Regions from separate parts of the Homo sapiens genome. Here region 1 is linked to region 2. Evidence: chromatin loops called from intact Hi-C (ENCODE). Cell type or tissue: MCF 10A. All regions are shown on one strand. Each heading gives the region's core, and the rest is flanking DNA. Links, peaks and the distances in the headings are about the cores only.

Region 1 (14,916 bases), core at 3,152-11,151, 260 kb before region 2:
TAGTGTCTAGGTTGGGATTCTGTGGACTGGGAGTATGGGGTACCCAGTGGGGGCAGGAATAGGAGGAACCAAGTTTTCTTATCTCTTTCCAGGGGCACAAAAATGGTTGGGAACAGACCCAAAAGTCAGAAGTGGGATGCAGGTTGGAACAGAGTAGGGAGAGATGGGGCAGGCAAAGCTAGAAGGAGAAGGTGGCGGTGGAGAACAGACCCCGCCTTCCTGTTAGTTCTCAAAGGGATTGTTCTCATTTAAAGACATAGGCTGGGCCGATGCCAGTGAGCAGCTAGCATACGTTTCTTCATTCCCTGCTCTGGACCTGGCTTTTTTTTGCATCATCCCGTTTGTCTTCATCTTCACCACAGCCGTTGAATGTGTTATTACCTACACCATTTAACCACGAGGAAACAGCTTAGAGGTTAGGTAACTTGCCCAAGTCACATAGCTAGCAACTGGTAGGTAGGAAATCATCTCCAAAATTCAGTATATCACATGGGACCTGATGAGCATCTCCTGGGACTTTGCCCAAGACTTAGATTTTGCAGTCGGCCATGGAGGCTCCACTGAAGTCACGAATGATAGAACGCATGTTGGGGAAGCTTAGGAAATTTCTACTGCAAGTCTCTTCCTTAAAAAATGTGCCTCACTTTGGCTGGGCATGGTGTCTTATGCCTGTAATCCAAACACTTTGGGAGGCTGAGGTGGGCAAATCACTTGAGGTCAGGAGTTTGAGACTAGCCTGGCCAGCATGGCAAAACCCCGTCTCTACTAAAAATACAAAAAAATTAGCCAGGCATGGTGGCGTGAGCCTATAATCCCATCTACTCCGGAGGCTGAGGTGGGAGGGTGGCTTGAGCCCCAGGAGGTGGAAGTTCCAGTGAGCCAAGATCATGCCACTGCACTCCAGCCTGGGCAAGAGCGTGAGACTCCATCTAGAAAAAAAAAAAAAAAAAGAGAAATGCACCTCACTTCAGTGATGGCTGCTCCCCACTGTTGTGACTACATTTGAACACAGTGTGGTTGGGTATGATTGGGTCTCCATGGAAACAAAGCTTCCACAGACTTCTACTTCCAATCTCTGAGAATTAATTTCAAACACAGTTTCAAGACTTGATCTGCACTGCATTTTTACACATGGGCCTCTAAGGCAGTGCAGAGCAATGGATGGGAACGCAGGATTGGCTGTCAGGCCTGCCTCTGCCATTTACAGAATGAACACTTGTGACAAGCTGTTCCCTCTCTCCGGGTCCCGGTTTTACCTCTATAAAATAGGGCTATGATAGTACTTACCTCATACATTTGTTCTAAGTATTATTACATTATTAAGCAAAATAAGTGTTAGCTATTATAATTCCTCCCCACCCACCTGTTCCCCTCCTGCTGCCCCTGTTCCCAACACTGGGATGACCAATTCATCCTGGTTTGCTCAGGACTTGTTCTGATTTAGCATTGGAAGCTCAGCATCCTGGGAACCCCACTAAGGTTTGAGGGAACCAGTATGGTCAGTTGCCCTCCCCAACACTTCAGCCAGAGACATCATAATAGTCCAGATAAACTGGCGGCCAATGGAGCTCAAGATGGTTTGAGTCCAAGATTTACATTGGTAATTCAAAATCATGACAAGTTTTGTGGCCACTGGATATAGAATGATAGCTCAGAGGCACAGAAAACTCAGTGAAACCAAAGGTAAGTCCAACTAATTATTCAACTCTGGGCCCTCAAGGGCAGGAGCTGTCTTGTTCATCTTTGTATCCCCCTCTACACTTAGAAGGGTAAATTGTTAAATGAGTGAACAACAAATCCAAAAACCCACAGCGCAGGTTAGGTGCCATGGCTCACGCCTGTAATCTGAGCACTTTGGGAGGCCAAGGCAGAAGGATCACTTGAGCCCAGAAATTTGAGACCAGCCTGGGTAACATAGGGAGATACCGTCTCTATGAAAACAAAAACATCCACAGCTCAGAATGATCTCAAGTCCCAGGCCAAGAGCTGTTTCAAAAAATCTCCTGGGCTGAATTTTTTTTTTTTGAGATGGAGTCTCGCTCTTGTTGCCCAGGCTGGAGTGCAGTGGTGAGATCTTAGCTCACTGCAACCTCTGCCTCCCAGGTTCAAGTGATACTCCTGCCTCAGCCTCCTAAGTAGCTGGGACTACAGGCACGTGCCACCATGGCTGGCTGATTTTTGTATTTTTAGTAGAGACAGGGTTTCACTATGTTGGCCAGGCTGGTCTCGAACTCCTGATCTCAAGTGATCCACCTGCCTTGGCTTCCCAAAGTGCTGGGATTACAGGAGTGAGCCACCACGCCTGGCCCAGGGCTGATTTTTTAAGGTCTTATGATAGGAATGACCTTGGCCTGCATCTAAATCTGGTTCTGGAATGAAATTGGAGTAGGCTCTGCCCCTGGAGGGGGAGATCCCTTCCTGGGAATGGGATTCCTTGTAGCCTGCACGGACCTGGTGGACTGAACAAAGAGGGGGAATGCGGAAATAAAAGACAAAGACATAAGAGTATATTTGGAAGAAGGGGTCAGGGACACCTTGCCTCTAGTAGACAAGGGCCCTGAGCTTTACACAGCCTTCCGTATTTATTGGTAAAAGAGATAACGAGAAAAGGGGGTGGTGGTTGTTGGGTAATTGTCAGTCGGCCATTTGGTTCACAGCAGGCTTGCAAGACTGCATCCTTTGTATGATAGGTGCTAGATTTTTCAGTAGATAACTTCAAGGAGCCCGGCCCCCAGGGAGTGTTGGCCCTCAGCAAACCTTTCAGTGGCAGGTGCAGTGTGAGTTTGCTCACATCCTGCATTCATGATAAACAGTTTGCTGTTTGATCATATAGCGTCCAGTGGAATGCTGAGCTGGTCACAATCCCTTTGGCCTTTTTGGCTCCCAACAATTCCTGCCTGGAAAATCATTCATGAGTCACTGTGTAGTTAAGGATTTACACGTGCTCCTACCTGCACTGCAAACCTTGTCTTTAGAACTGGTGTGGTTTTAGATAGATTTATAGATAAATTTATAGATCATGCCTAATGCATGATGATTCAGGAGGGAAGCCTTCTCCCAAAGAACAACAGATGATTTTCTGGGGCCCTCTGCTCACAGCCAGGGTGTCCCCCAAGCCCTCAGGCTCCTTATGTATGTATGGGACACACAGAAGCTTTCAGAATATGGAGAGAAAGCATTTCCATTTGCTGGGAATCTGGGGTCAGGGACATGGATTGTTCTCAGTGTTCTGAGCTGGAATAGTGGCAGGGCCTTGTCACTGTTATGTGCCAGAGAAGAAATGCTATAGGAGACTGACCAGGTGGTCACACTCTGGTGTCAAACAGTCCTGGCCACGCCTCTTACCAGATGTGATGTGAGACCTGGAGAGGTGACTTGCCCTCTCTGAAGCTCAGTTTCCTCATCAGTAAAATGAAGAGAATAATAGTAGTCAGGTAGTTGTGAGGTTTAAAGGACCGAGTCCATGTAAAGATGTGTAATATGGGTCTACCACAGGTCAGAACCCACAGCCACTGTTACAGACACACCTTGGAGATATTGCAGCCTCAGCTCCATACCACTGCAATAAAGTGAGTATCACAAGGTTTTTGGTTTCTGAGTGCATATAAAAGTTATGTTGGCTAGACACAGTGGCTCACACCTTTGGGAGGCCAAGGAGGGAGGATCGCTTGAGCCCAGGAGTTTGAGACCAGCCTAGGCAACATGGCAAAACACTGCCTCTACAAAAAATACAAAAATTAGTCAGGCATGGTGATGCATGCTTGTACTCCCTGCTACTAGAGAGGCTGAGGCGGGAGGCTCGCTTGAGCCCAGGGAGTGAAGGCTGCAGTGAGCTATGAGCATGCCACTGCACTCCAGCCTGGGCAACAGAGCAAGACTATATTAAAGAAAAAAAGTTATGTCTACACTATACTGTAGTTTATTAAGTGTGCAAGAGCATTATGTCTAAAATACAATGTACCTATCTTGATTAAAAATACTTTATTGCTAAAAAATGCTAATGATCGTCTCAGGCTTCAACGAGTCATAATCTTTTTGCTGATGGAGGGGGCTTGCCTCGACATTGATGGTTGCTGATGGATCAGAGTGGTAGTTGGAGTGGCAGTGGCAGTTTCTTCAAAGAAGACAACAACGAAATTTGCCACATCGATTGACTCTTTCACAAAAGATTTCTCTACAGCACGTGATGCTGTTTGATGGCATCTTGCCCACAGTAGAACTTCTTTTGAAATTGGAGTCAATCCTCTCCAACCCTGCATTATCAACTAAGTTTATGTGATATTCTAAATCCTTTGTTGTCATTTCAAAAATGTTACAGCATCTTTACCAGGAGTAGATTTCATCTAAAGAAACCACTGTCTTTGCTCATCTGCAAGAAGCAACTCCTTATCTGTTCAAGTTTTATCAGGAGGTTGCAGCAATTCAGTCACATCTTCAGACTCCACTTCTAGTTCTTTTACTATTTACATCACATCTGTAGTGACTTTTCCCACTGAAGTCTTCAATCCCTCAAAGTAATCCATGAAGGCTGGAATTAACTCCTTCCAAACTCCTACTAATGTAAATATTTTACTTCCTCCCATGAATCACAAATGTTCTTAATGGCATCTAGAAATGCTGAATCCTCTCTAGAAGAGTTTCAATTGATGGCTCAGATCCATCAGAGGAATCACTGTCTAAGGCAGCTTTAGCCTTACAAAATGTACTTCTTAATAAGACTTCAAAGTCAAAATAATTTCTTGATCTGTGGGCTACAGAGTGAATGTTGTATTAGCAGGCATGAAAACAACATTCATCTCCTTGAACCTCTCCATCAGAGCTCTTGGGTGACCAGGTGCATTACCAGTGAGCAGTAATATTTTGAAAGGAATCCTTTTTTCTGAGCAGCAGGTCTCAAGAGTGGGCTTGAAATATTCAGTAAACTGCACTGTAAAGAGATGTACTGTCATCCAGGCTTTGTTCCATTTGTAGAGCACAGACAGCGTAGATTTAGCATAATTCTCAAAAACCCTAGGATTGGGCAGGGTGCAGTGGCTCATGCCTGTAATCTCAGCACTTTGGGAGGCCAAGGCAGATGGATCACTTGAGGTCAGGGGTTCGAGACCATCCTGGCCTGGCCAACATGGTAAAACCCCGTCTCTACTAAAAATACAAAAATTAGCCAGGGGTGATGGCGTGCACCTGTAGTCCCAGCTACTTGGGAGGCTGAGGCACGAGAATCACTTGAACCTGGAAGGCAGAGATTGCAGTGAGCCAAGATCGCACCACTGCGCTCCAGCCTGGGTGACAGAGTGAAACTCTGTCTCAAAAATAATAATAAAATAAAAAAGAACCCTAGGATTTTCAGAAAGGTCAGTGAGCACTGGCTTCAACTTAAGGTCACCAGCTCCACTCGCCCCTAACAAGAGAGCCAGCCTGTCCTTTGAAGCTTTGAAGCCAGGCATTGACTTCTCCTCTCTAACTAAAAAAGTCCTAGATGTCATCTTCTTCTAATAGAAAGCTGTTTTGTCTACGCTGAATATCTGTCGTTTGATGTAGCAGCCACCTTTATCAGTTACCTACCCTAGCTAGATCTTCTGCATATCTTGCTGCAGCTTCTCTATCAGCATTTGCTACTTCACTTTGCACTTTTATGTTATGGAGATGGTTTCTTTCCTGAAACCTCATGAACCGAACTCTGCTGATTCCAACTTTCCTTCTGCAGCTTCCTCACCTCCCTCAGCCTTTGCAGAATTGAAGACAGTTGGGGAGGATCTTGCTCTGGAATAGGCTTTGGCTTAAAGGAATGTTGTGGCTGGTTTGATCTTCCATCCAGACCATTCAAACTTTCTCCACATCAGCAATAGGCTGTTCTTCTTTCTCATCATTCATGTGTTCATTGGAGTAGCACTTTCAATTTCCTTCAAGAACTTTTCCTTTGCATTCACAACTTGGCTGTTTGGCCCAAGAGGCCTAGATTTTGGCCTGTCTTGGCTTTCTAAATGCCTTTCTTACTAAGCTTAGTCATTTCTAGCTTTTGATTTAAACTGAGAGATGTGCAACTCTTTCTTTCACTCAAACACTTAGAGGCCATTGTAGGGTTATTAATTGGCCTAATTTCAATATTGTTATGTTTCAAGGAAGAGGAAGGCCTGAGGAGAGGAAGAGAGATGGGGGAGTGACTGGTTGGTGATCACAACACACATTTATCTATTTATATGGCATGGTTCCGCAGTGCCTCCTAAATGACTACAATAGTAACAACAAAGATCACTAATCACCACAGAAGACATAATGATAATGAAAAAGTTTGAAATATTGCAAGAATTACCAAAATATGACAAAGGGACGTGAAGTAAGCCCATGCTGTTGGAAAATGATGCCAGTAGACTAGCTCGATGCAGGGTTGCCACAAACCTTCTATTTGTAAAAAATGCGATATTTGCAAAGTGCAACAAAGCAAAGCACAATAAAATAAGGCATGCCTGTATCGCTACAATTTTAATCCAACATAAGCACACTACACAGTATGTTCCAAAGGGAAAATACCCCCAAATCAAATGCAGAAAGGAGTGTCAAATAGCAAGCTCTCAATAAATGTTAGCTACTGTTATTAAGAGCTGTTAAGGCCAGGCACGGTAGCTTATGCCTGTAATCCCAGCACTTTGGGAGGCCAAGACAGGGGGATCACCTGAGGTCAGGAATTCAAGGCCAGTCTGACCAACATAACGAAACCCTGTCTCTACTAAAAATACAAAAATTATCTGGGCGTGATGGTGTGTGCCTGTAATTCCAGCTACTCAGGAGGCTGAGATAGGAGAACTGCTTGAACCTGGGAGGCGGAGGTTGCAGTCAGCTGAGATCACACCACTGCACTCCAGCCCGGGCGACAGAGTGAGACTCCATCTCAAAAAAAAAAAAAAAAAAGCTGTTAAATTATGATCGGCTTCCTGTGTCTCAGAGTCAACCTGGCCAGCATGGTGAAACCCCATCTCTTCTAAAAATACAAAAATTAGCCAGACATGGTGGCGTGCACCTGTAATCCCAGCTACTTGGGAGGCTGAGGCAGGAGAATCGCTTGAACCCAGGAGGTGGAGATTGCAGTGAGCCGAGATCACGTCACTGCACTCCAGCCTGGGCAACAGAGAGAGACTCCATCTTATAAAAAAATTAATATGTAAATATTGAAAAGTAGTGACAAAACAAATGTGGCAAAACGTTCCTTGGTAAATGTGGGTTGAGGGTATTTAAGAGTTCTTTGTGCTATTTCTGCAACTTTTATGCACATTTGAAATTATTTCAAAATAAAAAGTAAAGTATATATAAATAAGAGGAAGCTAGGAAGTGACAAAAACCATTAAAGGAAGAATAAGAAACGGTAGTTCGGCCAGCAGCCAGCTCCCTGCTGGTTCCCACGTCAGGCGCTGTGAGAAGCCCTTTGCCTCTCGGTCCTGTGTCCTCACCATGCACCCTTGTGGTCAGCCTGGAAAGGCCAACTTGATAGTTACAGGCTGCTTCAGATCTGCCACCCACGTGGTGACAAGTCCTGGCGCGTTGGCATGGGTGGTACTGAAAAAGGCTATGGATCCAGGGCAGTGCAGCGGCCAGTGGCAAGGGATGAGGCGGGGTCTCCAATGGCATCGTTTGAACTGCCTGCAACCTTTTTACCCACATGTCTCATGAAGGGATCAAGGAGAAAAGCACTGTGGTCTGGGAAAAGACTTCTAGCACTGAGATGCTGCCTTCAGGGGCAAAGATTAACCTGGCTCCCCAGAAGAGGAGCAGTGCTCATTGCCAGACAGAAGAGGGCGATGTTTTCGCCCATGTCATCCTTTGAATAGGCACCGACAGGCTTTGGCCGCCAGCTGTGCCCACTGGGTGTGGTTTCACAAATCTGCAAATTCCAAGGGCAAGATTAGGGTGAGGTTAATGAGACAGGGTCAAGTACAAGTTCAGGGGCAGATCGTGTCTTTACTTTGTTACTTTGTTCATCATGGATTTTTCTTCATTAATTTTTGATTTTTCAAAATATTGCATTGAATGTTATTTAGCTTGATTACTGAGTTATTTGGTAACTCCTTAAATTTTGTGCCTAAGGCTAGTGTCTCATTCGCCTTGCCCTAGTCCTGTCTTGACAGATCTAATCCATTAGTCGTATCGCCACCAGCTCAGAGTTTGCAATTAGGCCCTTTTGTACCTATAAAGAAAGGACTGACAAAAGGAATTAATCCTGAGGACGTAAATACCTGCTTTTTTTTTTTTTTTTTTTGAGGCAGAGTTTTACTCTGTCACCCAGCCTAGAAGACTGGAATGCAGTGGTGCAATCATAACTCACTGCAGCCTCTAAATCCTGGGCTTAAGTGATCCTCCCAACCTCCCACCTCAGCCTCCAGGGTAGCTGGGGCCAGAGGTATACACCACCATGCCTGGCTAACTTTTTTATCTTTAGTAGAGACAAGTTCTCGCTATGTTGCTCAGGCTGGTCTCGAACTCGTGGGCTCCTGCCTCGGCCTCCCAGGGTGCTCGGGTTACAGATGTGAGCCACTGCACCCAGTCAAATGCCTGCTTTTGATGTCACTTCACAGCCAGCAACTGGAGACCAACTTCTTTATCTCCGAGTCTCAATTTCTTCATCTGTAAAATGAGGATAGCAATTGCTCCTTTGCAGTTTATTCTGAAAACAGAGTATCACCCCAACTGAGTACCCCTGAGGGCCAGGCACCGTGCTGAGTCTGCCCTTTAGTTATAACCTCTCTAAATTTTCACAGCCCTACCATGTAAGAGATACTATTACCCCATGTTAAAGGTGAGGAAAAGGGCACAGAGAAGTTTGGTTATTTGTCCAGGGCTGAACAGCCAGTAAGTAAAAGTGTATATGCTTTAACGTCATCAGCATTCCCGACGTGAGATGACCCCCAAGCCCCCGGAGATATTTGGCAACATCTGTCGAAATTTTTGGTTGTCACAACTGGGGGATGTGATTGGCATCTAGTGGGTAGAGGCAGGGGATGCTGCTAAGTGTCCAATAATGCACAGGATGGTCCCCACAACAAAGTACTATCTGGCCCCAAATGTCAATCGTGCCAAGGCTGAGAAGCCTGCTCTATGCTATGCTCCCGAGTCAGAAAGTTACATGAGCACTTAGCACTTAGTGCTCCATGAAAGGTAGATACTGTTGTGGTTTTTGTTATTATTACATTTTGTCTCTATGGCTGGGGGTTCCCGTGGCTTCCAGGGAAGCTGAGTTCCCTTGGTACCACACCCACACTGTGATCAAGAACCCCGTCTCTAGGTCAAACGTGGTGGCTCACACCTGTAATCCCAACACTTTGGGAGGCCAAGGTAGGAGGATCGCCTGGGCCCTGGAATTCAAGACCAGCCGGAGCAACATGGTGGAATCCTGTCTCTACAAAAAAAACACAAAAATTAGCCAGGCATGGTGACATGCACCTGTGGTCCCACCTACTTGGGAAGCTGAGGTAGGAAGATTAGATTACTTGAGCCTGGGGGATTGAGGCTGCAGTGAGCTGAAATTGTGCCACTGCACTCCAGCCTGGGTGACAGAACGAGACCCTGTCTCAAAAAAAAAAAAAAAAAAAAAAAAAGAACTTGGTCTCTGGAGTCCATTAGAGTATCATACGTCGCATTCAGCAATGATTTATGAGCATCTGCTGCTACATGACAATCCTGTTCCAGGCAGCACAGACACACGGAGGTGCCCCCTGCCCCTATGTGGCAGCCTGGTGGAGAGACAACTTTAGACAAGGAAACACACAAGCTCAGAGATAATAAGATGTTACAATGCATGCCATGATGTGAAAAACCTGGGCACCATGAGAGAGAAGACGAGGGAAGACCCTGATGGGGTCAGGAGGCCAGGAGGGCTTCTCTGAGGGTGTGACATTTAAGCTGAGCCCTGAGGCTGGAGGAAGGAAGAGCCCTGTAGGCGGAGAGAACAGCTGTGCCAAGGCCCTGAGGGGGGAACCGAAAGCCAGGCAGTGCAAGGGCAGACCAGTAGGGGAGGAAGAGGGGAGTAGAGTGTTATGACCTGGGAAATGTGAGCAGGTAGAGGCTACATTAAGAAGTTTGCTCTTTGACCAATAAAAGCCCTGGAAAGATTTTAATCAGAGCAGGCCTGCCCTTCAGAAAGTGACTCTTGAGGTCCAGGCACAGCCCTGTGTGGAAGATAGTGTGTGAGGCTGAAACCCAGAGTGTGTCATCATCTGGAAACAACCCTGCAAAGGTGAGAGGTTTGTCATAGTTACACAACTTTAACTAATGCACCTTCCTCCCCGCAAACTCTAAGCTGGTTGTGAAACATGACGATGGAGCATTTTGCATATGTTACAAAATTATTGTTAATGCTCATTCATTTTTGGACAAAGACCAGCATCAGTCACTGGAAACACCTGTTTGGGTCACGAGGCTTGTCTTCTGCCAGGAGTGGAGACTTTCCCACAGACTTCTTGTTTCTTCTTGCTGCTTTTGGGTGACTCAGCCTATGACACTTTTGCTCCTCCTGAAATCTCCATATCTTGCTTTTCTCAAATTCCAAGGTAGCCTTTGCGCAACATATCACTCTCCACTGACTCTTGTCCCATCAGGGCCCATAGTGGATGGCTGTATGGGGGCCATGTGACTGAACTCCTGATCCTCGTTTCAGCCCACTCATGTGACATGCATGGAGCTCTTCAGCAGGGACTTACTGACCAGGACAAGAGCTTGAGACTTTGAGGGGATCTGATTGTCACTGCACAATCAAGGACAGTATTCCCAAGAGTGGATGTTGCTCAAGATAGTCCAAGGAATTCTATGAAGAAAAGGACTCCACAGACAATAAATTTTGGACACCCTGTTTCAACACAGTTAAGCGGCTTTTTATAATTACAGGACTTTTCAGAACATTTAATATGCTAATGTGCATTCTAAATCTCCAAGAAAGAATGATGCATATTTATCTTTTCTTCCAGGTGCATCTTAGAGACTGGTGTTTGCAAGTATATGGAGCAGGAAACTTCATCCCGAAGATGGAGACCCCGGGGCTGTCAGCAGGCGTTAGGCAAGTGCCTCAAAATTCCCAATTCCCAGCAAGAGAAGCCAACTGAAGGATGAGACAGGGTTTCTGCCTTCCCTGGGTCCTCCAGTATTACATGGAGGGGTTGGAGTGAACCTTCTGGAGGTGGGGTCAATGACTCTTGGAGGTAGGGGAAAGCTTCCTTTGACCAAGTTGCACACAAAGACAGAAAACGTGTTTGCATGGGCATTGTTTAACCTGCTTAAAAGAATGAAAAGATTTTAGCACTTTTTTCTTTTTCTGTAATTACTAAAGAAGTACATGTTTTTGCAAAAAAAAAAAAAAATCAAACAATATACAAGTATATAGAGTAAAAAGTGGAAGTCCTCCTTTCATCTCCTCCCTGCATCCCTCCCTGCACCCTGGAGTGTTCCATATTAAGGTTTTGGTATGCCTGGTTCAGTGGGTGAGAAGATTAATCTGGAGTCAGCACTCTGAGATTGAATCTCAGCTTTGCCACATGCTAGCTCTGTTTCCTTGGGCACAAGCCTCACTTTGCTCATCTCTAAAATAAAGTAGCCGTAGGAAGGGCTTGGCAGGTATGGGATGAGATGAAACACAGAAAGCCCTAATGCAGCACCTGAACCTAGTTGGATTCAGTTAAATTTGGCCGTTAGAATTTTCCTTCCAGAATCCAGGCATTTTTTAAAAGGTCCAATTTCATTCAATGGATGTGCTAATTCGAGAATGGGGTCCATCTCTTAATCTGTTCATGTGACTCTTTTTTAAGTCCTCAAGGGCAGTTTCTATGCAGAAACCACTATTTAGAGGTTTACTTTATTTTTTCAAGTTCATAGTCAAATTGTCAAAGCTGGAAATTAAAAAAAAGCAGATTACTTGACTTTCTTTATTCTACACATTAGCTCGTTTTTAATGCTAGGAACTAAGAACTTTTCTAGGACTTTGATGGAATGATTACTATCTTAGAAAATGCCATGCCTCCATAAATATATATGCCTACTATGTACCTGCAAAAATTAAAAATAAAAACTTTGTTAAAAGAAAAAAAAAAAGAAAATGCCATGCTTTTAAGTTCAGCTTACAAAAGTTCTCATTCTTTTTATAAATCCAGCTAGAATTTCCAGATAAAATAAAAGTTGCCCAATTGAATACGAACTACCCCAAATTCAAATCTACCTACTGTTCTATATTTTTATTTGTTAAATCTGCCAATCCTAAACCCAACAAACCTAAATAATTACTTATAAGGGGTTTGTGGCCAATTTATAAACATTTTATACTTTATTTAATATGCCCTATTTTCTTTTAAAAGTTCTTCAATTGTCTGAACTAACAAAAAAGCTACTTTTAAAAAATACTAAATCATTTGAATTCTAATAAAGTAAACAAACAAAACATTGATGATAACCTAAAGTGTTTATAAATGTTCCAGAACTGTATTCAGACAAAGGTTTCAACGTAAAGTCATGAACCTGAATCAAACCCTACCAAGTGCACATTTTATAAGAGAGTTACAAGATTTTCTATATAGTTGGCCCAGCAGCTCTCATTAAGTCCATGAAATACCGCATATTCCATCTTAAAACACACAAAAAGAGTATACCATGGCTCTGAGTCTCTTAAACATTTCTACACTTTAATTCTAAATCTTTTTTCTGGTTGGAAGATGCCCATTCACCAAGAAAGACAATTAACCATTCCCTAGAGCTCCTTTTTTTTTGTTTTTGTATTTTATTGAGATGGAATCTCACTCTGTTGCCCAGGCTGGAGTGCAGTGGTGCAATCTTGGCTCACTGCAGCCTCTGCCTCCCAAGTTCAAGCCATTCTCCTGCCTCAGCCTCCCAAGTAGCTGGGATTATAGGCGCCCACCACCACGCCTGGCTAATTTTTGTATTTTTAGTAGAGACAGGGTTTCACCATGTTGGCCAGGCTGGCCTTGAACTCCTGACCTCAAGTGATCCACCCACCTCAGCCTCCCAAAGTGCTGGGGCTACAGGAGTGAGCCACTGCGCCCGGCCCAGAGCCACCTTTACCAGAGATTCAACCAGGCCTGAGGTCTTAGGTTGCAGACAACAGGGAGATTCATTGCAGCACGAACTCAGGAAACCATTTCCTTCCATGTACTATTTGGGGTTATCTTATAGAATTCCTGGCATGCTTGGCCAGTATGCTGCCTGGATGTATGTTGGGGATATATGTATAATTTTCCCTGTGGCTGTGGCCACAGACCCATCACCACAAGAGGGGTTGGTCCACAGATCCCGATGCTGGCTTGGAGTTATTCTTATTCCCTACCCTTTTCACAGAATTGTCTTTGCCAAAGTCCATTAATATACCTTGATTGGATTTTGCTTTTTTTTTTAATTTTTTTTTGCTTTACAGATCTTCATAGTTTCCTGCCCATATCTCTAAAAGTCATTTTGCTTGAGTTGATATCCTACAGTTCTTACAAGACCTTTCTCTCCCAGGGTCACACAACTCTCGCCAATATTAAATTAATATCAGCTTCAATCACGGGTCTCTCCATGGGTTTCACGGGCTATTTGCTCGCAGAGTCCAGGGACATTTTCCTCATCCATTCCATCAGATCCCCAATTGCTTTCTCTGGCAACACACTCCTAGTATTTGTACGGTAAAGCTGCCTAAAAAAATTAAGTAATTCAAACTACTCTTGACCTTACTTTACACCACCAGGGCAATTAGAGTCACAGTCTGGGTGTGTCTGAGGACAGCAGGCCGCCAAATCCCAGTGATTTAGAGAAAACCGAGCAGAATTTCCCATGCCTCCTGCCTCATTGTCCCCCAGCAGAAGGTTCCGTCACCCCAGGTGCCCTCTAGGGTGGACCACTTCCGAGTTCATCCACTGTCAGGAAAAGGCACATGGCATGCAACCGCAAGACCGATGACTAGATGTCAGAGCTGGCTCCCGGTTGGGATATGAGTGACTTTGTGGAGGATGGCGCCTAAATGAGGCATGCCAATTTCTGCACCAGGGTGACGAACATAAGGGCTCCTTAAAGGCTAGCCCAATGTATCTGTATTTCCTTGGGGATTAAAACCCATGATCTTCAGTTCCTCAGAGAACTGAAAGTTGCAAGGAGAAATCCAGTAATTCCTGTTATCTGCAGGCTTTATAAGTCAGTGGAGCCTGCGGAAGTGGCCAGAATCCAGCACTCCAAGCACTGCTGTCTTCTCACAGAGTCTTGAAGCCAGAGCAGCGCCAGGATGTCACGGGAGCTGGCCCCACTGCTGCTTCTCCTCCTCTCCATCCACAGCGCCCTGGCCATGAGGATCTGCTCCTTCAACGTCAGGTCCTTTGGGGAAAGCAAGCAGGAAGACAAGAATGCCATGGATGTCATTGTGAAGGTGAGCCCCTTTCCTGGGAGGAGGATCCCAGACACCCCTCACACCCTCTCTCCTGTCTGCAGACTTTAAGAGACTCAAGGAACTTAAAGTTGGCCCTTAGGGGGAATGTAGAAGCTGGCTTGGAACAATAACCACTTCAACTCTCTGTACCTCCTGCCGTCATCTTAAAACAGGGGTGATAACAATGGTTCCCTCCAGGGTTGCTGGGGGGACTACAGGAGTTGGCAAATGGAAAGCTCTTAATGTAGTATCTGGCTCATTATACGTTCCAGATAAGGGTTAGCCATTATGATTTTTATTGCTATTTATTGAATGCCTGTATCAGGCACTATAAGCACATGGTTTCACTTCATAATCTTTATGAAGAGGGACTATTACTCCCCATGTAGAGGTGATGAACAAAGAAAGATGAAGTAACCTTATACAGCTACTCCTTTTCACCAGCAAAGCCCAGCTCCTTTCTCTCTCTTTCCTTTTCTTCTTTCTTTCTTTTCTTTCTTTCTCTCTTTCTTTCTTTCTTTTTCTTTCTTCCTTTT
Region 2 (14,916 bases), core at 2,302-10,301:
AAGTCCAGGCCTCTGGAACCTCTGACTGAGCAGCTTCAAGTTGGGGTTCCCACAACCCCTTATTTGGGTTCAATTAATTTGCTGGAGCTCACAGAACTCAGGGAAACACTTTTACTGGTTTATTATAAAGGATATTACAAAGGATCCAGATGAAGAGCACGTAGGGCCAGCTACTGGGGAAGGGGCATGGAGCTCCATGCCCTGCCTGGGGCACCCTCCAGGACCCTCCCAATGTTCAGCTGTCCAGAAGCTCTCCAAACCCAGTCCTCTTGGGCCTTTTTCTTTTTTTTTTTTTTTTGAGACGGAGTCTTGCTCTGTTGCCAGGCTGGAGTGCAGAGTGGCATGATCTGGGCTCACTGCAACCTCTGCCTCCCGGGTTCAAGCGATTCCCCTGCCTCAGCCTCCTGATAAGCTGGGACTACAAGCACGCGCCACCACACCCAGCTAATTTTTTTGTATTTTAGCAGAGACGGGGTTTCACCATGTTGGCCAGGATGGTCTTGATCTCCTGACCTTGTGATCTGCTTGCCTCAGCCTCCCAAAGTGCTGGGATTACAGGCGTGAGCCACCACACCAGCCTTCTCTTGGGCTTTTATGGAAGCTCAGCATTCCTTCCCCCAGAGTATGGGGCAGGACCCTCTCTGGAATAAGGGTCTATGACCCAAGTGAGAAAGGTGGGGGAAGATTGGAGTCTTTCTTTGGGGCAGGTGAAAAGGGAGCAGGGAGCGGGAGAAGATCAGAGAGATTCTGTTTCCTGAGGCCTGTCCCCGAGGCCCAACACACCCAACATTCTAACAAAGGGAAGAATCAGGGAAGAAGAGATGCAAGACTCCAGAAGCACGCCAACATATAAAACCCCACATCAAAGGTCAAATCGTGCACTTGATCTCTCAAGACGCCTGCTTGGCCCTCTTCCAGGTGTACTTTACTTCCTGTCGTTCCTGCTCTGAAACTTTTTAATAAACTTTCACTCCTGCTCTAAAACTTGCCTCGGTCTCTCCTTCTTGCCTTTTGCCCCTCAGTCAAATTCTTTCTTCCGAAGAGGCAAGAATTGGCGATGCTGCAGACCTATACAGATTTGCCACTGCTAACATGAGGAGGTGACACTTGAGAGATGTAGTGGTTTGAATTATGGTTCCCAAAAGATCTGTCCACCAGGAACCTCAGAATGTGACCTTTTTTGGAATAAGAGTCTTTGTAGATGTGATTAAGGTAAAGGACCTCAAATTGAGATCATTCTAGATTAGCATGGGCCCTAAATCCAATGGTAAATATCCTTACAACAGACAGAAAAGGAGAAGACCATGTGAAAATAGAGGCAGAGATCAGAGTTATGGAGCCCCAAGCCAAGCAATGCCAAGGGTTGCCAGCAGCCTCCAGAAGCCAGGAGACAGGCAAGGAACAGATTCTCCCTCAGGGTCTGCAGAAGGAATTAACCCTGTCAACATCTTGATTTTGGACTTCTGGCCTTCAGAACTGTAAGAGCAGATTTCTGTTGCATTAAACCACCAAATATGTGATAATTTGTTTTGGCAGCCCTCGGAAGTTAATGCGAGACCTAAACAATGAGAAGGAGCTGGCTCTAGGAGGACCTGGTCATAGAGTCTTCCAGATAGAGGGAACACAGGCAAAGGCCCTGAGATTAATTACTTCACTGATTCTCAGCCCTGGCACAAGGTCTCATTCTGTCACTGAGGCTGGAGTGCAGTTGCACAATCACGGCTCACTACAGCCTCGACCTCCCAGGCTCAAGCAATCCTCCTGCCTTAACTCCCTAGTAGCTGGGACTATAAGCATGTGCACCATGCCCAACTAAGTTTTGTATTTTTTGTAGGACAGGGTTTCACCATGTTGCCCAGGCTGGTCTCAAACTGCCAGGCTCAAGCTATTCATACACCTCAGTCTCCCAAAGTGCTGGGATTATGGGCGTGAGTCACTGCACCTGGCCCACTAGAAATGTTTTTTTCTTTCTTTCTTTCTTTTTCTTTTTTTTTGAGACAGGGTCTCACTCTGTTGCTCAGGCTGGAGTGCAGTGGCAGGATCTTGGCTCACTGCAACCTCCGCCTCCCAGGTTCAAGTGATTCTCATGCCTCAACCTCCCAAGTAGCTGGGACTACAGGTGCCTGTCACCACACCTGGCTAATTTTTGTATTTTTAGTAGAGATGGGATTTCACCATGTTGGCCAAGCTGGTCTTGAACTCCTGAACTCAAGTGATCCACCTGCCTCAGCCTCCCAAAGTGCTGGAATTACAGGCGTGAGCCACAGTGCCCAGCCTAGAAAATTTGTTTAAAAGCTCCTGATGCTCATCTCTACCCCAGAACAATTAAATTGGAATCTCTGGAAGTGGAGCCCAGGCATCAGTATTTTTGCTCCCCAGGTAATTCTAACATACAGACAGGAGTCTTATTGCTGAGTTTCCTGATTCACAATCTCCTTAAGGCAAAATCAATTCATTAAAAAACACTATTATGCTAGGCGTGGTGGCTCACGCCTGTAATCACAGCACTTTGGGAGGCAGAGGTGGGCAGATCACCTGAGGTCAAGAGTTTAAGACCAGCCTGGCCAACATGGTAAAACCCCATTTCTACTAAAAATGGAAAATTTAGCTGGGCGTGGTGGCACACACCTGTAATCCCAGCTACTTGGGAGGCTGAGGAAGCAGAATTGCTTGAACCCGGGAGGCAGAGGTGGCAGTGAGCTGAGACTGCACCACTGCACTCCAGCCTGGGCGACAGAGCAAGACTCCGTCTCAAAACACAAAAACAAAATACTATTAAATTATTATTATTATTATTTTTTGAGACAGGGTCCTGCTCTGTCGCCCAGGCTGGAGTGCAGTGGCGGGATCTCGGCTCACTGCAAGCTCCGCCTCCCGGGTTCATGCCATTCTCCTGCCTCAGCCTCCCGAGTAGCTGGGACTACAGGCACCCACCACCACGCCCAGCTAATTTTTTGTATTTTTTAATAGAGACAGGGTTTCACCATGTTAGCCAGGATGATCTCGATCTCCTGACCTCGTGGTCCACCCGCCTCGAACCTCCAAAGTGCTGGGATTACAGGTGTGAGCCACCGCGCCCAGCCAAAATTATTTTAAAAAGAGAGAGAGATAGAGTCTTGCTCTGTCACCCAGGCTGGAATGCTGTGGTGGACTCTCAGCTCACTGCCACCTTTGCCTCCAGGGCTCAAGTGATCCTCCTGCCTCATCCTCCCAAGTAGCTGGGACCACAGGACCAGCTAATTTTTGTAAAGATGCGGTTTCGCCATGTTGTCCAGGATGGTCTTGAACCCCTGAGCTCAAGCGATCCACCCCACTTTGGCCTCCCAAAGCACTGCGATTACAAGCCCAAACCCACTTTCCATTGACAGCAAATGGTCACTCCATGTAGCAGTGGTCTGGGAAATACATTCTGGCTGGTGCCCAAGAAGAGGAGACCATGGATGTTGATGAATACCTTGGGTTCTGCCAGACTATTGCCATTAGAATTCTGTTTTACAGATGAAGAAAGAAAGTAAGTCTTGACTAATAAGTGGAGGAGCCAGGGATTGAACCCATGTCTTTCTGACCCAGAGCCACCCACTTACCTGTAGACCCACAGCCTCATGAGTGGGTGGTGATTCTGCTGCACCTGGCATTTGCCCTTTGCCACCTGTGGCTAGGTCACATTATTCATACACTGTCCTTTTCCATGGACCATATTTCCCCTCCAGAGGTGAAAAGCACAGCCCTCACTCTAATCAAGTCTTTTTTTGTTGAGACGGGGTCTTGCTTTGTCACCCAGGCTAGAGTACAGTGGTACAATCTCGGCTTACTGCAACCTCCCTTCCTGGGTTCAAGCAATTCTCCTGCCTCAGCCTCCCTAGTAGCTAGGACTACAGGCATGCGCTACCACGCCCGGCTAATTTTTGTATTTTTAGTAGATACAGGGTTTCACCATGTTGGCCAGGCTGGTCTCGAACTCCCAAACTTAGGTGATCCATCTGCCTCGGCCACCCAAAGTCCTGGGATTACAGGCGTGAGCCACTGCGCCTGGCCTCTAATCAAGTTTTTAATGAGGACCAGTATCTGATAGGAGTGAGGGACAGCATCCTTCTATAACCCATCCCCATCACCGGAATTTCACTCCTGTCTGTCCTGGGTTTTGTGGGGAGTCTGGAAACCCTCACACTCTGTCTCCTAACGAGAGAGAGCAGAAAGCCCACCCCAGGACCTTATGCGGGGCCCTGGACAGACCCCAAAAATCACCTTGAATCAGCCAGAGAAGAGCATATGGCTGTCAGCAGGATGGAAGCAGTAAACCCTGGGGGTGCTGGAGAGTGGAAGTCAGATGGACTCATCAGGAGACCCAGGCCTGGGATCACCTAAAATAGAAATATAAAAAGGGCCAATGTGTAGTATACATTGCCATGGGCTGGGCCCTTTATATGGGTTGTCTGGTTCAATACTCATGACAACCAAGTCAGTGTCATTATATTATCACCCCCATTTCACAGATGGGGAAACGAAAGCACACAAGGAGGCTGTGTCACTTGCCCAAGGTTAGGTAGCTGGAAATAGGCAGTGTTGGGACTTGAGCCCTGACATGTCTGAGCCAAAATTCTTACATATTCCACGGATTCTACCGCCTCCCTGGTGCTGGGAGCTGAGCCCAGGCAGGCGAGGGGACAGGAAGACATAAGCGTGCACTAGACAGTCCTGCCTCTGTGAATAACACAGATAACCGCAGGCTGAGGCCGTGGGACTTGCCCAGGTCCTACCTGGTTCTGTGGCCTGGAAAGTCACCCCCTACTGTTAACCCTCTGGCACATGGAGCAACTTTGTTTTTTTGCCCTAGCACTCAAGAGATCAATGATTGGAAGAGACCTTGGTGTGGGGTTCAGGAAACAGGGACCCACATTCTGAACTTCCATATCCCCACCTCACTCCCACCCCAGCCTTCCGTCTTTATGGCTCCTAGTTCTCTTTGGGGACAGTTCTTGGTACAGAGTGTATGCTCAATAAATGGAAGTGTTAACAAACAAAGGAAAGAGGCAGAGCACGGTGGCTCATGCCTGTAACCCCAGCACTTTGGGAGGCTGAGGCAGGAGGATCGCTTGAGACCGGGAATTCAAGACCAGGCTGGGCAACATAGCAAGATTCTGTCTCTACAAAATTTTTAAAAAATTAGCCAGCCATGGTGGTGTGCACCTGTAGTCTCGGCTACTCAGGAAGGAGGCTGAGGCAGGAGGATGGATTAAGCCCAGGAGTTTGAGACTGCAGTGAGCTATAATTGCACCACTGTACTCCAGCCTAGGTGACAGAACGAGACCCTGTCTCAAAAAAAGAAAGAAAGAAAGAAAGAACGATAAAGGAAAAGATATGGTCTTTTCTTTCAACATTTTTTTTTTTGAGACGGAGTCTCACTTTGTAGCCCAAGCTGGAGTGCAGTGGTGTGATTGTGGCTCACTGCAACCTCTGCCTCCCGGGTTCAAGTGATTCTCCTGCCTCAGCCTCCCGAGTAGCTGGGATTACAGGTGCCTGCCACCACACCCAGATAATTTTTGTATTTTTAGTAGAGGCAGGGTTTCACCATGTTGGCCAGGCTGGTCTCGAACTCCTGCCCTCAAGTGATCTGCTGCCTCAGCCTCCCAAAGTGCTGGGATTACAGGCGTGAGCCTCCGCGCCCGGCCCTAAAAAATATCTTGGTTCACTTATTTCACCATAGTTTTCTTCTTATGTCACGTAGATGGTATGTTATATGATAAAATAACTTTCTCAGAGAGAAGAAAAACATCATCCTAAGTGACAAGAGCTTTCTATCAGTCTTTTTCTTTCTTGGTGGCACATAAAATAGTGCTGTGTTCTTGTGATCAATGACATCTTAGAGTCGATGAAACATGGCATGTAATGAGCACCCAACTACCAAGAATGAGAAGAGCTAACAAGCACTGAGCTCTTCCAGACAAAGAGCTTTACGTTCACTAATCTAAGTTAGAAAATTACACCCGGATGTTACTACTATTCCCATTTTACCAATGGGAAGATTAAGGCACAGAAAGGTCAAGGAACTTCCCCAAGGTCACCCAGCCAGTGAAAAGTAGAGCGGAGACCTGACCAGCAACCGTTGTTCCTGCCACGGCAGGAGTGCCAACCACCAGCCTACCTGCCTCCCAGCCTCCTACTCAATGAGTGAACAGAAGTACTGGAGCTATCATTTCCATTTTCTACACCTGGGGTGGTGATTTTCTCAGTCTGTCAGTGTTTATTGAGCACGTACTGTGTCTGGTGAGGGCTGCTCTCTGATGCCTCGTTGCTATCCCCTCACCTGTGGAGGGCAGAAGAGCACAGGGCCTAGCTGGTTCCTTCCCACCCTTTTATTTGGCACGAATCCCTCCAGGAGGACTCAAAGCCTAATCAGCTCCCAAAGGCCTATCTCTCTACTGTTGAACTGAGGATTAAGTTGCAACATGAATTTTGGAGGGAACATGAATATTTAAACCACAGCACCCCCTAAAGCATGTGTCAGGTATCATCGGCCCCATTTTATACAGAAATCCAAGCCCTGAGAGGTTAAGAAATCTGCCTGAAGTCACACAGCTTAGACATAGCAGGGTCAGGATTCTAACCCAGGTCCAGGGCTGGGGTGGTGGGAAAGACAATGGCAAACATGGAGACCTTGGAAGAAACCACTGGAAGGGGTCTGAGGGCATGGCAGGCCCACAGGCCCTCCTCAGAGGCAAATCCTTGCATGGGTACATTGGCTGGAAAGGAAAAAAACAAGAAGAAGGAGCAGGAAACCGCTGGGGGTTATTGAATGTGCTCCCATCTTCCCCTGCCCTCCCAGTGTCCACTGCCCACATTTCAGCAGACAGTGTTACAGCAGGTAGCCAGGCAGACATGAGCACAGCAGGAGAGGCCCCCACCGGGAATGTCAGGTGACCATCCCGCGATGGTCAGGCGCTGTATCTCTAAAATAATTGGTTGCAGCCGGCGCCAGAGAAAGGCAGTCTCCCAACAGAAACACCTGAACCTGGTGAGCAGCAGCTTCCAGATAAGATCTCAGGAGTTAGGCGAGTGGGGTCAAGCATGCGCACTAAGAGGCAAAACATCGGAGTTTGACTGGTATGACCTTCCTCTAGGAACCCTTGGCTGGTAAGGGAAAAACACCTCAGTGAGCATGAGTACGACCCCAGTAAACACACTGTGCATGGGGCCCCGCCCAAGCGCTGGCAAGCCACTGCGCATGCGGAATGCCATTGTATAAGACCCCAAGTCAAAGGTCAAAGTGTGCACTTGATCTCGCAAGTCGCCCACTTGGCCCTCTTCCAAGTGTACTTTACTTTCTTTTGTTCCTGCTCTAAAGCTTTCTAATAAACTTTCACTCCTGCTCAAAAACCTGCCTTGGTCGGGCTGGGCGTGGTGGCTCACACCTGTAATCCCAGCACGTTGGGAGGCCAAGGCGGGTGGATCACTTGAGGTCAGGAGTTCGAGACCAGCCTGGCCCAACATGGTGAAACCCCGTCTCTACTAAAAATATAAAAAAAATTAGCCAGGAGTGGTGGCAGGCGCCTGTAATTCCAGCTACTCATGAGGCTGAGGCAGGGATCTCTGCTCACTGCAACCTCCACCTCCCGGGTTAAAGAGATTCTCCTGCCTCAGCCTCCCAAGTAGCTGGGATTACAGGCGCCCACCACACCTGGCTAACTTTTGTATGTTTTTTTTTTAGAAGAGATGGGGTTTCACCATGTTGGCCAGGCTGGTCTCAAACTCCTGACCTGAGGTGATCTGCCCGCCTCAGCCTCCCAAAGTGCTGGAATTACAGGCATGAGCCACCGTGCCCGGCCCTAAATCAATAGTTCTCAACCAGGGGTGATTTTGTCCCCCGGGGACATATGGCAAGGTCTGGAGACATTTTTGACGGTCACAGTGGAAGAGGGAGGAGTTGCTACTGGCTTTTAGTGGGTAGAGGCCGGGGATGCCGCTAAACACCCTACAATGCAGAGGACAGCCCCCCTCAGCAAATAATTATCAGCCCCAAATATCAATAGTGCTGAGGTTCAAAACCCCTGACCTAAACTAAGACACTGAGTGGCTCCTTCTTGGTGATGACCCTCTAGCATCCTTGGCCTGACAAGAATGGCCTAGCAAAGCCTGGGTGTGGAAAGACTGGCTGGGTGAGGAGCTAGCCCCCGGGTGGCTGGGGTCTCATGGCTTTTGCCTGCCTCCACCTCTTCCTCTTCCATCTCCACCTAATCCATGTGGGGCTGCTGGCTCGCCCCACAGCAAGATCCACTGAGAGGGTAGGCAGGCTATGCTGGCTTGGCCGATAGCAAACTCCCTCTCCAGACCATGGTGACTGGTTCAGGGATGGCAGGTGACTCAAAACAAACCAATCAGGATTTTCTCTGAGACTTCTCAGCCAGAGACTCTTTCCACTAGGGCCAGAGCTGGTGAGATGTGAACTTGGGGAGTCTAGTGGACACCTTGGTAGCCGTGGAAGAAGCAACATCCAAGCTGACTGATCAGTGCTGAAAGGGCAGAGTCCTGCTGATACGTGGCTCAGCGACACGAGCCAGAAACTTCCCTTTTTTGGAATTGCTTTGCTGTCTTGACTAATAGGGTCTCTCCCACTGGGCTGGGAATTTCCTGTTCTTTTCTCTTATCCCGGAGCACCACGCCCTGCTCCCCATTTAAGAGCCTGGAAGAGGAGCCCGCCCAACTGCTCATTTATGAACTCAGGTTACTCACTTCATAACCGGCTGTGGAGAACACCTGATCCAGTCTCTCGTCCCATCACGCAGGTGATGGAACTGTGGCTGGGGAGGAACCATTTTCATCTTGGTAGAATCTCTTGGGCAGTGGTTGGCTCGGGCTCCTTTGAGCGCCCGATGTAAGCTCTGCACAGCAGCCAGGGGACCCACAACCCTCCTGACGCCACCCCGTCTGGCCCTGTTCTCTCTCTCTTTTGGCTTTTCAAGGGAGTGAATTATGATTTTGGACTGGGCTCGAATCCTGATCTGTTGCTTCCTAGCTGAGTGAACCTGAGCAATTTACTTCCTCTCTCTGAGTCTCAGTTTCCTCTTCTGCAAAATGTGGACAGTGAATAACACCCACGATGAGCCCTGAGGGCCGTTGTTACTGGGGTGAAGATGAAAGGAGATGGTGTAGGCAAAGCACTCATTCTAGTGTCTCGCACATTTGGGGAATAATATATTCTGGAAGTGTTTTCTGCTTGAAAAGTAAAGAAAGAGGAGACGCCCTGGGGTGAGGAATCCTCCCTCTGTGGCCAGCTGTCAGGAGGCGGATGTGGAGGCTGGACACACTCCCACGGTGGCCTCCCAGCGGCTGGCCTGTCGGTGATGGGTGGTGCAGGGCCTGGTGTTTGGGGGCTCCCCCAGGCACACCCAGCCCCCCACCCTGGTGAATCAACCACACTGCTTAAGCCACAGCAAAACCAAGTCACTTCCTGGCGGTCCCAAACAAAGGCCTAGAACCCACAGTCCAGGAACTGGCCCCTTATCGCTCCTCAGGCCCGATAAGAAGGGCAAGAGGGTCTGAGTCGGCCAGGAGTAGCTCTTGCAGGACTCTCCCCTGGCCTTCTACCTGCACCTTAGCCCACCCTGGGGGTTCAGGCCCTCCCCTTCTCATGGCGCCCCCACAGGCATGCTGTCCCGTGTGCCCACCATGCAGCCCCTGCACCATCTCCAGAAGAAACCAGTTAAAGACTGCCAGGAGCAGCAGGCCATGAAGTGGGCACTCCCCAGAGCTTATCAGATAGGCAGGCTCTTCTGGGCCCCAGGAAGTGGGGCAGGGGACAGAAAAAGAATGAGGAAGGAGGGACAGAGAAAAGGTGAAAGGAGGGTTGGTGCCACGCCCTCCCCTGGAGGCCCCACAGAAGGAGGTCCAGTTGCAGCCTCCTGGCTGGTCCCCTGTCCTCCCACTCAACACCACTGGGAGCTGACCATCCTCCACCCCATAGCTACAGCCACTCTTTTTTTTTTTTTCCTTTTCTTTTTTGAGACGGAGTCTCGCTCTATCACCCAGGTTGGAGTGCAGTGGCGCCCACGCCCAGCCGAGCCACCTTCTTTTAAGCCACATCTGCTTGTCCCACCCTTGTTCAGAACCCTACTGTGAGGCTGGGTGCGGTGGCTCACGCCTGTAATCCTAGCACTTTGGGAGGCTGAGGCAGGTAGATCATTTGAGTTCAGGAGTTCGAGACCAGCCTGGCCAACATGGTGAAACCCTGTCTCTACTAAAAATACAAAAATTAGCCAGACATGGTGGCAAGTGCCTGTAATCCCAGCTACTAGGGAGGCTGAGGCAGCAGAATCGTTTGAACCTGGAGGTGGGGGTTGTAGTGAGCCAAGATTGTGCCACTGCGCTCCAGCCTGGGCAACAGAGCGAGACTTTATCCCCACCACCTGGCCAGGTGTCTTACTCTATTGGGGCTGCTATATAACAATAGAACATAAACTGGGAGGCTTACAAACAATAGAAATTTATTTCTTACAGTTCTGGAGGCTAGAAATCCAAGACTAAGGTCCCAGCAGATTCTATGTCTGGTGAGGGCCCTTCCTCATAGGCAGTACCAGCTTGCCATGTCCTCACAGGTGGAAGAGGCTGCTAGCTCTCTGAACATGATAAGGGCACTAATCCCATCCATGAGGGCTCCACCCTTATGACCTAATCACTTCCCAAAGGCCCTACCTTCTAATACCATCTCCTTGGGGCTTAGGGTAGGAATTTTGTGGGGACACAAACGTTCAGATTATAGCACCAGATTTTCTTCTTTTCTAATTTTTTTTTTTGAGATGGGGTCTTGCTCTCTTGCTCAGACTGAAGTACAGTGGCAAAATCACAGCTCACTGCAGCCTCAACCTCCCAGGCTCAAGGGATCCTCCCACCTCTGCCTCCTGAGTAGCTGGAACCACAGGTGGACACCACTACACCTGGCTAATACATATATATATATTTTTTTTTTTTTTTTTTTTTGGCTCACTACAGCCTCCACCTCCTGGGTTCAGGTGATTTTCTTGCCTCAGCCTCCCAAGTAGCAGGGATTACAGGCACATGCCACCACACCTCGCTAATTTTTGTATTTTTAGTAGAGACAGGGTTTCACCATGTTGGCCAGGCTGGTTGGTCTCGAGCTCCTGACCTCCAGTGATCCACCCACCTCAGTCTCCCAAAGTGTCGGCTAATTTTTAAAAATTTTTTTGTAGAGATGGGGGTCTCACTATGTTGCCCAGACTAATCTCAAACTCCTGGGCTCAAGTGATCCTACTGTCTCAGCCTCCAAAATGCTGGGACTAGAGGAATGAACCACCACGCTAGGCCAGCAAGTGGTCTTCTGACTCCCAAGGCCTCATTCCTTCCATGCTCCTAAATGGAGCTACTCACAGTCCCTGGGTCTCAAGCCTCTGGGTCTCTGCTGCTGGGACCCAGAAGAAGGTGAGTCTCAGCACTTGCTGGGTGAGTGGGTGGAAGTTTGCAGGAAGTCTTCCTGGAGGAGTGGCATTTTAGTTATCCTGGTGTTCTGACCCGATTGGGAGAGGCAGAAGAAAAGAAGGTCAGGTGATTCCCAAATAAGCCAATTTGCCCAGCTCTCACCTGAGCAAGGTGACTGGCCTCTTTGCAGGCAGGGAGGTCTAGTGGAAAGAGCAGGAAGCTCAGTGCTTACCAGCTACGTTACCTTGAACAAATGTCTCTCTGTGTGTGAGCCTCTGTTTCCTCCTCTGTAAAATGGGCTAAGGCTGCCCATCAGGGCTGCATACATTTATGCAAAGTGTGTAAATGCCCAGCAGGTGCTCCATCCATTCCATCCAAGATGGGAGTTTTCTCCAGGGCAGTGTCTTGGCTGCTTCCCTGGTCTAGGTCAAAGAAAGGGCCAGGATTGGAGAAAATGAAGCTAGGCCAATCCGGATTTTCCAGCTGTTCCTGGCTGCTCCATGTGGCTGGAGGAAGGAAATTCTCTGTACAAAGACAGGAAGGCAGAGGTGCTCCTGTGGCAAAGACAAAGCTCACAGTGGTGCCTGGTATGACCTGAAGGTCCAATGCACCTTTGGAGCCGGGCACAGAAACCACAGCAGAGGCTCCATCACCCTGGCATCCCTCATCTCCTCCAAAAGCATCGGGGTATCACAGATGGGGAAACCAAGGCCCAAAGAGGATATGAATCTACCCTAGGTCACATAAAGGCCATGGCTTCCAATTCAGCTCCCCTACCTCTTCTTTTTCAAGTTCAGAATCACTGAGGATGTCCTATAAAGTACCTAAAAGACAGTAATCTCTCACTGATTGTGGTTTTAAGAGAATTCATTTTATATGTACAGTCATGCATTGCTTAACAACAAGGATAAATTCTGAGAAATGTGTCATTAGGTGATTTCACCATTGTGTGAACATCATAGAGGGCACTTACACAAACCTAGATGGTCTAGCCTACTACACCCCTAGGCTAAATGGTGTAGTCTATTTCTCCTAGGCTACAGATCTGTATAGCATGTTACTGTACTGGATACTGTAGGCAACTGTAACACAATGGTAAGTAATTGTATATTTAAACATCTAAACATAGAAAGGGTAAAATAAAAATATAGTATTATAATTTTGTGGGATCACCGTGGCAGGTGAGATATGTCGTCAACTGAAACATTTTTTTGTTGTTGTTTGTTTGTTTGTTTGTTTTTTAGTAGAGATGGGGTTTCATCATGTTGGCCAGGCTGGTCTTGAACTCCTGGCCTCAAGTGATCCTCTAGCCTCGGCCTCCCAGAGTGCTGGGATTACAGGCATCAGCCACTGTGCTGGCTCCATTTTTTTTTTCTTTTTTTTTTTGGAGACGGGTTTCACTCTTGTCACCCAGGCTGGAGTGCAGTGGTGCAATCTTGGCTCACTGAAACCTCCGCCTCCCGGGTTCAAGCGATTCTCCTGCCTCAGCCTCCCAAGTAGCTGGGATTACAGGCATGCACCACCATGCCTGGCTACTTTTTGTATTTTTAGTAGAGATGAGGTTTCACCATGTTGCCCAGGCTGGTCTCAAACTCCTGACCTCAAGTGATCTGCTGGCTTTGGCCTCCCAAAGTGTTGGGATTACAGGCATGAGCCACTGTGCCCAGCCTGTTTTGTTTGGTTTGGTTTGTTTTTTTGTTTTTTTGAGACGGAGTCTCACTGTCTCCCAGGCTGGAGTACAGTGGCACTATGTTGGCTCACTGCAACCTCAGAATCCTTGGTTCAAGCAATTCTCCTGCCTCAGCCTCCCAAGTAGCTGAGATTACAGGCACCTGCCACCATGCCCGGCTAATTTTTGTATTTTTAGTAGAGGCAGGGTTTTACCATCTTAGCCAGGCTGGTCTCTAACTCCTGGTCTCAAGTGATCCACCAGCCTCAGCCTCCAAAATTGCTGGGATTACAGGTGTGAACCACTGCGCTGTCTGAAACATTGTTATATGGCACATAACTGCATATGTACATTTTTTTAATCTTTATTTTTTGAGACAGTCTCACTCTGTCACCCAGGCTGGACTGCAGCAGCACCATCCTGGCTCACTTGCAATCTCTGCCTCCCAGGTTCAAGCGATTCTCCTGCCTCAGCCTCTGAGTAACTAGGATTATAGGTGTGCACCACCACATCCGGCTAATTTTTGTATTTTCAGTAGAGATGGAGTTTCACCGTGTTGGCCAGGCTGGTCTGGAATTTCTGAGTTCAAATGATCTGCCCAACTTGGCCTCCCAAAGTGCTGGGATTACAGGTGTGAGCCACTGCACAATCACAGCTAACTACAGCCTCAAACTCCTGGGCTCAAGCCATTCTCCTGCCTCAGGCCCACAAGTAGCTGGGACTACAGGCATTCACCACTACACCCGGCTATATATATTTTTTAATCTTTTGTAGAGATGGGGTTTTGCCATATTGCCCAGGCTGGTCTGAAACTCCTGGGCTCAAGTGATCCACCCGCCTCAGCCTCCCAAAGTTCTGGGATTACAAGTTCAATCCACTGTGCCCCAACTATATACGTTTTAAGTAGCTTTATTGAAGAATCATTTGCATGCCATACGATTCACCCATAATAAGTGTATTGTTCAACAAGTTTTAGTAAATTTACACACTAGTGCAACCACCACTACAAACTAGTTTTCAAACATGTCCATTTTGTCATTTGCCCATCTGCAGTCAACCCCAGCTCCAGGCAAACAATGGTCTGCTTTTTGTCTCCATAATTATGCCTTTCCTAGAAATCTCCACTCCCTTAAAGAAAAGCAAAAGCAACAAAACAAAACAAAACAGAAAGATGGCCAGGTGTGGTGGCTCACACCTGTAATCCCAGCACTTTGGGAGGCCAATGTGAGCAGATCACCTGACGTTAGGAGTTTGAGACCAGCCTGGACAACATGGTGAAACCCCACCTCTACAAAAATACAAAAATTAGCCAAGCGTGATGGTGGGCGCCTGTAATTCCAGCTACTCAGGAGGCTGAGGCAGAATAATTGCCTGAGCCCTGGAGGTGGAGGTTGCAGTGAGCGGAGATGGTGCTGCTGTGGTCCAGCCTGGGTGACAGAGCAAGACTGTCTCAAAAAAATAAAGATAAAAAAATAAGTAAAACATACATATACAGTTATGTGCCATATAACAATGTTTCAGGCCGGGCACGGTGGCTCATGCCTGTAATCCCAGCACTTTGGGAGGCCGAGGCAGGTGGATCACTTGAGGCCAGGAGTTCAAGACCAGCCTGGCCAACACGGTGAAACCCCGTGGAGACTTCATCAAAACAAAACAAAACAAAACAAAAAACAAAAAGAAGCCTTGTTCTCTTCCAGGCCTGAAAAGGGGAAGACTCAAAGTCAGGGAGGGTGTGTCTGAAAAGGGGCCTAGAGAGTCCGGGCCTGACCCCTCCTGGTTCAACGCAGAGCACTCTCAGATGCACTTAGGGTCAGGCTTGG

Evidence for each region. Hi-C counts contacts between places; a loop is a spot of excess contacts. Peaks named below come from ENCODE experiments on the same cell type or tissue, not always from the same donor. Only the 100,000 strongest peaks of a DNase experiment are listed, where the experiment ranks them.
Region 1: a loop joins it to region 2, with 20 times the contacts of the local background. A loop is called at or near these places in 4 of 110 quality-filtered maps.

The regions. Positions count from the first base shown.
Region 1 is chr3:58,210,230-58,225,145 of GRCh38, reverse strand. LOC107986091 (a long non-coding RNA gene) reads left to right here and starts at 10,131. Exons shown (of 3, transcript XR_007095932.1): 1 at 10,131-10,222; 2 at 10,584-10,844; 3 at 10,950-12,137. DNASE1L3 (deoxyribonuclease 1L3) reads left to right here and starts at 14,174. Exons shown (of 8, transcript NM_004944.4): 1 at 14,174-14,380. The coding sequence starts at 14,240. RefSeq lists enhancers at 7,037-7,539, 7,522-7,701, 7,540-8,043, 9,668-9,857, 10,298-10,357 and 1 more. In MCF 10A, for the core only: a CTCF peak has its summit at 7,771 (motif pointing right); DNase peaks (open chromatin) are centred at 7,465, 7,785 and 10,345.
Region 2 is chr3:57,953,745-57,968,660 of GRCh38, reverse strand. LOC105377104 (a long non-coding RNA gene) reads right to left here and starts at 9,383. Exons shown (of 4, transcript XR_940874.3): 1 at 8,728-9,383; 2 at 4,246-4,361. RefSeq lists enhancers at 5,717-6,669, 6,670-7,624, 8,327-8,884, 9,461-10,042. In MCF 10A, for the core only: a CTCF peak has its summit at 6,509; DNase peaks (open chromatin) are centred at 6,460 and 8,620.